2 separate regions of the Homo sapiens genome follow, and region 2 is linked to region 1. Evidence: read pairs that join two places in POLR2A ChIA-PET (ENCODE). Cell type or tissue: PC-3. All regions are shown on one strand. Links, peaks and the distances in the headings refer to the core of each region. The heading gives the core; the rest is flanking DNA.

Region 1 (5,376 bases), core at 71-5,070:
GTCCCCCTCAAGTACATATGTTGAAGTCCTAACCTCTTGTACTTTGGAATGTGACCTTATTTGGAAATAGGATCATTACAGATGTCATTAGTTAAGATGAGGTCATACTCAGTAGGGGTGGCCCCTAATTCAATATGACTGGTGTCTTTATAAAAAGCAGAGGTTTGAAAGAAAAAAAAAAATGGAGGTCTGGCGCGGTGGCTCATGCCTGTAATCCTAGCACTTTGGGAGGCCGAGGGGGGCGGATCACTTGAGGTCAGGTGTTTGAGACCAGCCTAGCCAACATGGTGAAACCTCATCTCTACTAAAAATTACAAAAATTAGCTTGGCGTGGTGGTGGTGCGTGCTTGTAGTCCCAGCTACTCGGGAGGCTGAGGCATGAGAATTGCTTGAACCTAGGAGGCAGAAGTTGCAGTGAGCCGAGATCACGCCACTGCACTCCAGCCTAGGCGACAGAGCAAAACTCTGTCTCAAAAAAAAAAAAAAAAAAAGTGGAAACTTGGACACAGATACACACACAGGGACAATACCATGTGAAGATGAAAGCATAGACTTACAAGCCAAAAAATGCTAAAGATTGCTAGCAAACCACTAGAAAGCTATGGGAGAAACGTGGAACATATTTTTCCTCACAGCCCTCAGAAGAAACCAACCCCACCAACACCTTTATCTTGAACTTCTAGCCTCCAGAACTGTGAGATAGTAACTTTCTATTGTTTTATTTATTTATTTAGTTAGTTAGTTAGTTACAGAGGCAAGATCTGACTCTGCTACCCAGGCTGGGGTATAGTGGTACAGTCATCGCTTACTGCAGCATAAAACTACTGGGCTCAGGAGATCTTTCTGTCTCAGTCTCTCGAGTAGCTGGGATTACAGGTGCACACAAGCATACCAGCTACTTTTAGTAACTTTCTATTTTTTTTTAAATTTTTTTTTGAGACGGAGTTTCGCTTTTCTTGTCCAGGATGGAGTGCAATGGCACGATCTTGGCTCACTGCAACCTCCATCCCCCGGGTTCAAGCAATTCTCCTGCTTCAGCCTCCTGAGCAGCTGGGATTACAGGCATGTGCCACCACACCCGACTAATTTTGTATTTTTAGTAGAGACGAGATTTCACCATGTTGGTCAGGCTGGTCTCAAACTCCTGACCTCAGGTGATCTGCCTGTCTCGGCCACCCAAAGTGCTGGGATTACAGGGGTGACCAACTGCGCCTGGCAACTTTCTATTGTCAAAGGCACTCCGTTTGTGGTATTTTGTTATAGCAGTCCTTGCAAACTAGTATATCATCTATGTGACCTTGGCCAAATTATTTCATCTTGCTAATCCCTAGTGTCCTAATCTGTAAAGCAGGGGTCATTATATCTACCTCATAGGGTGGCTTTGAGGATTAAATAAAATGGCATTTGTAAAGCACCTGGCATAAGCGGCACTACATAAATATTATCTTGCATTTGTGAGACACTAATGTTATCCAAGAAAAGAAATACATCTCTGGAGATTTTTGAAAAGATTGACTGCAATTGTCAGGGTCGTGTGCAATACCACCTAAAGTCACAGGCTGGATAAGATGATCTCAGAATCCCCTTTTCCTGTTGGGTTCCTTAGACAGGAGCTCTGGCATTGTCTTGCTGTCTGTGAAAATGGTTTTTTTTTTTTTTTGATAGAAAACTGGTACAAGAACCAAAAGCACCCTTAAAGGCAGGAGGACTGAGGCCAATTAAACTAACAACTGTAATGAGGTGGATGTAGGAAGAGAAGGAGGCAAAAGAGGGTCGAGAAGTATAACCCAGATGCCTCAGGCCTCCTGAGTCCCCAGCTCACTTCCTTAGGTAAAAGATTTAGGCTGAGAGTTGTCCTCTCTTCAGCTCTGTAAGGGAAAACCAACAGAGGCCTCACCAGTCTCTGGAACGCCTAGCTCTTTCAGGCAGGGAGTCTTTTGCCAAAGCAAACAATCCCAGCTCTACGATTGTGCTCTGGCTGGGGTAGGAGAGAACAAAGATCCCTTTCTTTGCTTCCCCAACCCTATGGCTCCAGCCAAAGGCACTGTTTACACAATCTTCCCTGGTGAAGAATTTGTTCCTTTTCTCTCTAGGTTGCAGCTGGAAAAGATTGATTCTCTCCTTGCCTATTCGTTTTTCCCATGTCCCTGGGCAGGAAAAGTGTCCAATACCCAAACCTCCCACCTCCAGAGATGTGGGCATACTTAACAGTAACTTCAGGCCCTTTTGTGATGTGACAGAGAACCTTGATTTTAGTGGCAGAAAGCCTATCTGGCCAGGAAAGGGAGGCTGGAAACATCAGGAGCTTGGTTTCTCTACATTCCAATTCCATTTATTCCACTCTCTCATTCCCTAGGCTTTCTCAGGCACATTTCCAAAAGTGAATCAAATAATCAAAATCCATGGCAGATTTGGGCTCCTTCTTTTAAAGCCTGATCAGGTGGGTAGGATGAAAATAGTATTTTCTAGTGGGAGAAGTTATTCTTTAGTCTTTAGTTTATTATTAACTCCAGCAGCACAGATGTCTCCTCCACGCCCCGAAAACAAAAGCAAGAGGGAGAAAAGGAAAGCCCAGAGTGGTAGAGTCTAATTTTAGTACTGGCAGAGAATCCTAGTGTTAAGTTACTTCTGGTAAACTGGTAACTAAGAAACAACAGAGATAAAGATAATTTTCACAATTTAGGTTTCCAAGTAGTTTTAAGACCTAATTTTGCTTATTTCCATGACATCTCAGGGAGGCAGATAAGGTGTTACCCATTTCACACAAGAGAAGGAATTGAAGCACAGGAAGAATTAACCAAAAGCCATTCATGAGTGACTGGAACCCAGGATTCTGGGACTTTCAATCTGGTCAACTTCACAGGGCCAAGCTGCTTTCTGAAAAATTTATGGGTCTTTTGTACTGCACACATTTTCCCTGAGCTACATTTTCTCCCTATCTTAAATCCCTACTGACTATTCTCCTGTTGCTAAGCGAGCTATGGGCTAGCTGTTTGTTACCCTTTGCAGCTATGTTTTGGAAACTTGAAGTCCCTACTCCAGATGTTGGGAGATGGGAGTGGAAAAGCCATGGGGATACAGAGGGGTTACAAGTCTGTTTAGGCTCAGATACCATCCTGACACACACGCGCGTGCACACACACACACATACAGGCTCACCCCAACCACCCCCCAGCAAGATATGCAGAGTTCATTTCTGTAAAAGCAGCCACACAGTTCCTGGAAGGCTGTAATCCACTATGGTTAAAAATATCTATCTTGGGGACAGAGCCGAGCCAACCAAACAGCCTACCCATAAACTCAGAAAATAAGCAGTGGGGTAGAATGAACCCAGTGGTAGGCAAAATGCTACCTATCTGTAAGATAAGAGCAGGGATAGTAATAATAAGAAACACAGATTAAGGCTGGGCGCGGTGGCTCACACCTGTAATCCCACCTCTTTGGGAGGCCGAGGCAGGTGGATCATCTGAGGTCAGGAGTTCGAGACCAGCCTGACCAATATGGTGAAACCCTGTCTCTACTAAAAATACAAAAATTAGCTGGGCATGGTGGCGTGTGTCTATAATCCCAGGTACTCAGGAGGCTGAGACAGGAGAATCGCTTGAACCCAGCAGGCGGAGGTTGCAGTGAGCCGAGTTTGCGCCACTGCACTCTAGCCTGGGTAACAGAATGAGACTCCATCTCAAAATCAACAACAACAACAAAAACCCCAAAAAACAAAAACCAGATCAATCACCTTCACTGAGAAACTTCAGAAATTGTCCAGATTTTGTCTTTCCCTCTCCTCCAATGGTATCCTGACCCCAGGAAGCAGTATAGTATAATGGAAGGAGCTTTGGACAAGGGTTCTTATTCTGTTCTGTCACTTCCTACCTAGATAACCTAGAAAACTAAGTCATGATTCTTTTCTCTTTCATTCTTTTTTTTTTTCTGAGATGGAGTCCCACTCTGTTACCCAGCATGAAGTGCAGTGGCACAATCTTGGCTCACTGCAACCTCTGCCTCCCAGGTTCAAGCGATTCTCCTGTCTCAGCCTCCTGAGTAGCTGGGATTACAGGTGCATGCCACTATACCCAGCTAATTTTTGTATTTTTAGTAGAGATGGGGTGTCACTGTGTTGGCCAGACTGGTCTTGAACTCCTGACCTCAGGTGATCCACCTGACTCGGCCTCGTGAAGTGGTGGGATTACAGGCGCGAGACACCGCGCCCAGCCTTCTTTCATTCTTTTATTTTTTTCTGAGCAGAGTCTTGCTCTGTTGCCCAGGCTGGGGTGCAGTGGTGCAATCTTGGCTCACTGCAACCTCTGCCTCCTGGGTTCAAGTGATTCTCCTGCCTCAGCCTCCTGAGTAGCTGGGATTACAGGTGTGCGTCACCATGCCCAGCTAATTTTTGTATTTTTAGTAGAGACGGGGTTTCACCATGTTGGTCAGGCTGCTCTTGAACTCCTGACCTCGTGATCCACCTGCCTTGGCCTCCCAAAGTGCTGGGATTACAGGTATGAGCTACCACGCCCGGCCTCATTCATTTTTTTTTTAAAAACAGACAAGGTCTTGTGATGTTGCCCAGGCTGGTCTTGAAATCTTGTGCTCGAGAGAACCTTCCGCCTCAGCCTCCCAAGTAGCTGAGATTATAGGTATGTGTCACCCTGTCAGGTCCAAATCATGATTCTTGAATCTGAGTCTTAGTTTTCTCATCTGTTAAAACACCAACAAAACAAAACACCAAAAACCAAAAAACCACACACCTATTTCACATAAACAAAACAGATATACTAAGAGTATGGCATACGTTTAAAAAAAAAAGTTTTTTTTTTTTTGAGACAGAGTTTTGCTCTGTCGCCCAGGCTGGAGTGCAGTGGCATGGTCTTGGCTCACTGCAACCTCTGCCTCCTGGGTTCAAGCGATTCTCCCACCTCAGCCTCCTAAGTAGCTGGGATTACAGGTGCATACCGCCACACCAAGCTCATTTTTGTACTTTTAGTAGAGACAGGGTTTTGCCATGTTAGCCAGGCTGCTCTCAAACTCTTGATGTCAAGTGATCCGCCCAACTTGGCCTCCCAAAGTGCTAGGATTACAGGCGTGACCCACTGCGTCCGGCCAGGGTAGGACATTCTTAAGGGGTCACTTAAAAAATTCTGCCCACCTTAGCACTTCAAAAGATGAGAGAAAATTTCTCTTTGGTGGTTGGGGGAAGCAGCAGGAATAAATTATCTCTAACTAACCATTTACACTAATAAGAGAAGCCAAGCACTTGGGATGAAGAGGACTAACCTCATGCCTGGTATTCTATCCCTGTCTTCTGCCATTTCTAAAGTGGCTACTTTGATTACAATATGCTAATATTCACAGTGCCTTGAGATAAATGCTTAAAAATAT
Region 2 (5,376 bases), core at 324-5,323, 97 kb before region 1:
GAGGTGGGCAGATCACTTGAGGTCAGGAGATCGAGACCAGCCTGGCCAACACGGTGAAACCCTGTCTCTACAAGAAATACAAAAATCAGCTGCGTGTGGAGGCGCGTGCCTGTAGTCCCAGCTACTCGGGAGGCTGAGGCACGAGAATCACTTGAACCTGGGAGGCAGAGGTTGCAGTGAGCCAAGATCATGCCACTGCACTCCAGCCTGGGTGACAGAGTGAGACTCCATCTCAAAAAAAAAAAAAAAAAAGCAAAAATCCTTAGTGTACATCTCAATGAATTTTTAATTTTTAAATTTGCATAAACCTGTGTAATCACTACCCAGTTCAAGGCATGAAACATTTCAGACATCACTGAAGCCTCCCATATATTCCTGTTTTCTTAAGCTTTTAAGTGAAATAATTATATAAAACAGTACAGTACCTTGGACACAGCACATATTCAACTAGTTCCCTCCTCTTTACTTTTTTAAAATTTTACTTATTTATTTATTGAGATGGAGTTTCGCTCTTGTTGCCCAGGCTGGAGTGCAATGGTGTGATCTCGGCTCACCGCAACCTCCGCCTCCTGGGTTCAAGTGATTCTTCTGCCTCAGCCTCCCAAGTAGCTGGAATTACAGGCACCTGCCACCACACCCGGCTAATTTTTTGTGTTTTTAGTAGAGACAGGGTTTCACCATGTTGGCCAGGTTGGTCTTGAACTCCTGACCTCATGATCCACCCGCCTTGGCCTCCTAAAGTGCTGGGATTACAGGCATGAGCCACCGCACCCGGCCTCCTCTTTACTTTTTTAAATTTCAAGAGAGACAGGTATTATAGTAAAAAAGTGACTTTTTTTTTTTGCAGGATAATTCTAAACAAGTAAATGCCTAGAGATACTGCAGTTCTTTTCCTAACCTCATTTAACCTATTCTCTAGACGTATTTTGAAATAGCAGCACTGAACAGACCCGAAAAGAAGGCTCAGAGCAAATGAGACGTAAGGCCAAACTAAAACTAAATTTTTGGCTTTTGACTCTGAGCCAGGCACAAGCATACGGGGATTAGGAATCTAACAGTTTCAAGCTAACTCCTTGGTAAAGCATTGTGACCAATGAAATTTCTCTGCAATATGCACTCAACTCCTAGCCAGATACATTCCTGAAATGTTGCTTTTGGCCACCACAGCACCCGTTTTCATGAGGATTTGCCTCACATTTAAAAACGCTCTTAATATCCTGACCTATGATGAATTCATGTCCCTTTCCTTGTTTTAGAAGAGTAGACTGGGGTAAGAAGACAATCAGAACTCTTTAGTTATTAGGAAATGAGCCCTGAGTGTGTAAACTATCAAGAAATAATACAAGGAACTGAGTTTACATTTGTGATAGTCTGAAAAGTAATTTATGCTGAAACCTAACTACCCCTTTTCTCCAAAGTTTCTGGGTTTGGCAGTACTTCATGGACAGAATTGCTTTCTTTTAATTCAGTATCTATACTTGGGCTTGGTTTTTTCTTTTCTTTCTTTTTTTTTTTTTTTTACACAGGGTCTCACTCTGTAGCTCAGGCTGGAGTGCAGTGATGTGATCTTAGATCACTGTAACCTCAAACTCTTAGACTCAAGCAATCTTCCCACCTCAGCCTACCAAGTAGCTGGGACTACAGGTTCGCACCACCATGGGCTATTGTTTTGTTTACTTTAGAGATGGGGTGTTGCTATGTTGCCCAGGCTGACTGCAAACTCTTGGCCTCAAGTGATCATCCCACCTCAGCCTTCCAAAGAGCTGGGTTTATCTGCACCCATATACTTGGGGGCGTATTTTGATGAAAGGAAATAGTATGAAAAAGTCACAGAAGACAGCACCACTGCACTCCAGCCTGGTCAACAGAGTAAGACTGTCTCTTTAAAAAAAAAAAAAAAAAAAGTCATAGAAAACTTGAGAAAAACTATGAGGAGTAAGTTCTAGAATAGTGATGCTGGTGCTGAGCAGGTGAAGGAAGAAATAACTGATCTTTTTTTTGAACACTATTTAATTAATCACTTCAAGTGATCACATATTCTGAAAGAAGAAACTGGAAGATCTGTAAAAGTCTTGACAAGGCTTCTTGCCCTCACTGCAGTGCTTCTGTTCCCAATGTCAGACATCATTTAAGTTTGGGAAAGCAGGGAAAGGGAGAAGAAGGAAGGGATTAAATACACACATACTTCAAACCAAACATAACTTTCATTTCTACCTTGGTCAATCCTAGGCTCCTGCTCTCTACTTCAAGATGTTTAGCCAATGATGGGAAATAAATAAATAAAAGGAAAAAAAAGATGCTACTGTTTGCTATGTGAGTCACACATCCTGCTTTGAATGTTTCATGGCTCTTAAATGAATCATTTCAAAGTACAGGATTGTTCAACAAATAAAATACAACCACAGCAACAGTAGCTCATATGCTGCATGTGTGAGCGACATAATTTATAGAGGAAAAACAAGAACAGAAAACTTTCCCCCAAAATACTCAAAGATAAAATGTTGTCAGGGGAATGAAGGAGGACAAACTAAACAGAGGAGCGGGGACAACCCACCAAACTGTACCTAAGGTAAATTCATTTGTCTATGGATTGAGGAATTTTCTGTTTTGGGAAGGCTGTTGGAATATCTTAAAGATTCTGGCAGCTTAACAAATAAGTCCACTGTATAAAGAAAAGGAATTTTGAAAGCAGAGATATTATTTGATAGTTGGTCTAGCTGCCATGCTGCTGCTACAATGTAAGCTCCTCAAGAACAAGGATCTCTCCATTTGCTTGTTCATGGACAAATCCCAAGCACCTAGAACGGTATCTGTACACAGTAGGTGCTTAATATTTGTTGAATAAATGCCAACTAGCACGTCTCACTAAAGTGCTACAAAGCAACCCCAACCTACAAAACTTTTGCCCATGTAGGCCGGGCACGGTGGCTCACGCCTGTAATCCCAGCACTTTGAGAGGCCGAGGCGGGCAGATCACCTGAGGTCAGGAATTCAAGACCAGCCTGGCCAACATGGTGAAACCCCGTCTCTACTTAAAAAATACAAAAAATTAGCTGGGTGTGGTGGTACGCACCTGTAATCCCAGCTACTCGGGAGGCTGAGGCAGGAGAATCACTTGAACCCAGAAGGCCGGTGAGCCGAGATTGTGCCACTGCACTCCAGCCTGGGGGACAAGAGCGAAACTTCATCTCAAAAAAAAAAAAATTTTTTTTTGCCCATGTGTGCAATGGTGGGACAATTTTCATCATCCATATCCAAAAGGAGAGTTGGTATCTATCTTAAACACCAGCTTTTTCCTACGGAACCAGAGGCTGGGCCCAGTCAGGACCAAGAATACCCTAATGCAAGGATGCAAGAAGATCAGAGTAAGAAACAAATAGAATTTCAAAAATTGTAACCACAGGAAAAAGACAAAATGGCAGCAATGGGGATTTAAATCATTAGGAAGGATTTGACTCTTGGGGGTGGGGTGGGTTTGAAATCATTCCCAAAGGAGATTTTAAAGGAATGTAAAATACATTACCTTTCTGTCCTCTTGTCCTTGTTTATGATTTTATTTTCTGCTATTCTTCTACTAACACTTTCTACCCAGGTCAGTCTCTTACTGATCTGCGAAGTCTATTTATTTTCAATTTTGTGCCTCCACACACATTCCCATATTCCTTGAAATGTGTTCCTCTCTCCATTGTTTACTGGAATACTACCATTTTTCTAGGCCCAGCTGAAATCCAATAGCTTTTTGAAAGCTTCTCTAATGACTCCAATCTTCAGTGATCTATCTTTCTTGAACTTGTATAGTATTCAAATGGAAATTTATTTATATAATTATACATATAGAATTTTAGTCTATATGGTCTCACAATTTTTATCTTTTTAAAGTAGACTGTATGGGCAGGCGCAGTGGCTCACACCTGTAATCCCAGCACTCTGGGAGGCTGAGGCGGGAGAATTGCTTGACCCCAAGAGTTTGAGACCAGTCTGGGCAACAAGGTGAAACCCCACCTCTACCGAAAAGAAAAAAAAAAAATTAGCCAGGTGTGGTGGTGTGTGCCTGTAGTCCCAACTAGGAAGGCTGAGGTGGGAGGGATCACTTGAACTGGAGGCAGAGGTTGCAGTGAGCCAAGATTGTGCCATCGCACTCCAGCCTGGGCAACAGAACAAGGATGTCTCAAACAAAGTAGACTGTAAACTACTAGAGGGTTAAAAACATGTCTCACACTTATTTTTTATCCTTTTCACCTGCCCCACCTCTGGGCTTGCCCAGTTTGGCACTCAATAAATTATTGCTTCAGTGATTGGGTAAAGTTTTATATAGTGACATAAGAGTAACTGTTGAAAAGCTTTATCACTCTTGGATTCTCAGACCTTAACATGGCACACTTTCAGAAAGATCTGATGGCTTTCCAACTCCATTTGCAAAGTAAATTTCACTGTTCAAATCAGTGAGAATTAGTGTATCCTCTTGCCTACTTTTTTTGATACCAGATTCCCTTTATTACAGAAAGGCACCTAAGACAATTACAGTATGCTAGAGTTATACTGCTGTTGTATGAAAGGACACTGGTGCCATGGTCTTTGTGGGTCAATTCACTTTCTTAGGGTATCTGATTCCAGCACTGAATTTTATTACCAATTAAAATGTCCTGTGAGGCCAGATACAGTGGCTTATGCCTGTAATCCAGCACTTTGGGAGGCTGAGGTGGGCAGATCACTTGAGGCTAGGCGTTTGAGACCAGCCTGGCCAACATGGCAAAACCCTGTCTCTACTAAAAATATAAAAATTAGCTGGACATGGTGGTGCATGCCTGATAATCCCAGTTACTTGGGTGGCTGAGGCACAAGAATCACCTGAACCCAGGAAGTGGAGGGTGCAGTGAGCTGAGATCACACAACTGCATTCCAGCCTGGGCGACAGAGCAAGACTCTGTTTCAAAATATAAACTAAACTCAACTAAAATACCTTGTGCAAAAAAATGTGAATTTACAAGCCATTCCCTTTTAAGTTCCTTCTTCAATCCCCAAACCACTAGTGGTAATTTTAACCACATCCTTTTGAGCATTTTCTTTTAAGATCTCAATTATTTGAATTTTACAGGCAGAATATGAGCATATGAGCATCTCATAGGTGTCAAACAGTGTCAAGAACTGGATTCCTCCTTTAAAAAATCGTACACTCCAGTATCTGACAAAAGGAAAAGTATGTTACAATTAAATCAACAAGCTAGTTAGAGGGGAACAGAAAAAGAATTTTAAACCCATAGTCAACACTGAGTTGTTGGGTCTTCATCGTTATGATCTGGGTTTAATAGCAATGCATTATTATTCTACATCAAACTTGTCCAACCTTTGGCCTGCAGACCACATGCAGCCCGGAAT

Evidence for each region. ChIA-PET counts read pairs that join two places held together with the same protein. Peaks named below come from ENCODE experiments on the same cell type or tissue, not always from the same donor. Only the 100,000 strongest peaks of a DNase experiment are listed, where the experiment ranks them.
Region 2: POLR2A ChIA-PET joins it to region 1 with 8 read pairs; 6 of 35 experiments call an interaction of 5 or more read pairs at or near these places.

What each region holds. Positions count from the first base shown.
Region 1 is chr12:53,657,166-53,662,541 of GRCh38, forward strand. No RefSeq gene overlaps it. Among named protein-coding and RNA genes, the nearest start is that of ATP5MC2, 16 kb to the right of the region's middle. In PC-3, for the core only: no CTCF peak of the experiment used is centred there; a DNase peak (open chromatin) is centred at 1,956; H3K4me3 peaks cover 500 bases; H3K27ac peaks cover 2,322 bases.
Region 2 is chr12:53,559,445-53,564,820 of GRCh38, forward strand. All of the region lies in intron 2 of ATF7-NPFF (ATF7-NPFF readthrough), which reads right to left. The region is part of intron 2 of ATF7 (activating transcription factor 7); the gene reads right to left. The region is part of intron 2 of LOC124902937 (a long non-coding RNA gene); the gene reads left to right. Among named protein-coding and RNA genes, the nearest start is that of ATF7-AS1, 48 kb to the left of the region's middle. In PC-3, for the core only: no CTCF peak of the experiment used is centred there; a DNase peak (open chromatin) is centred at 2,337; H3K4me3 peaks cover 708 bases; H3K27ac peaks cover 2,740 bases.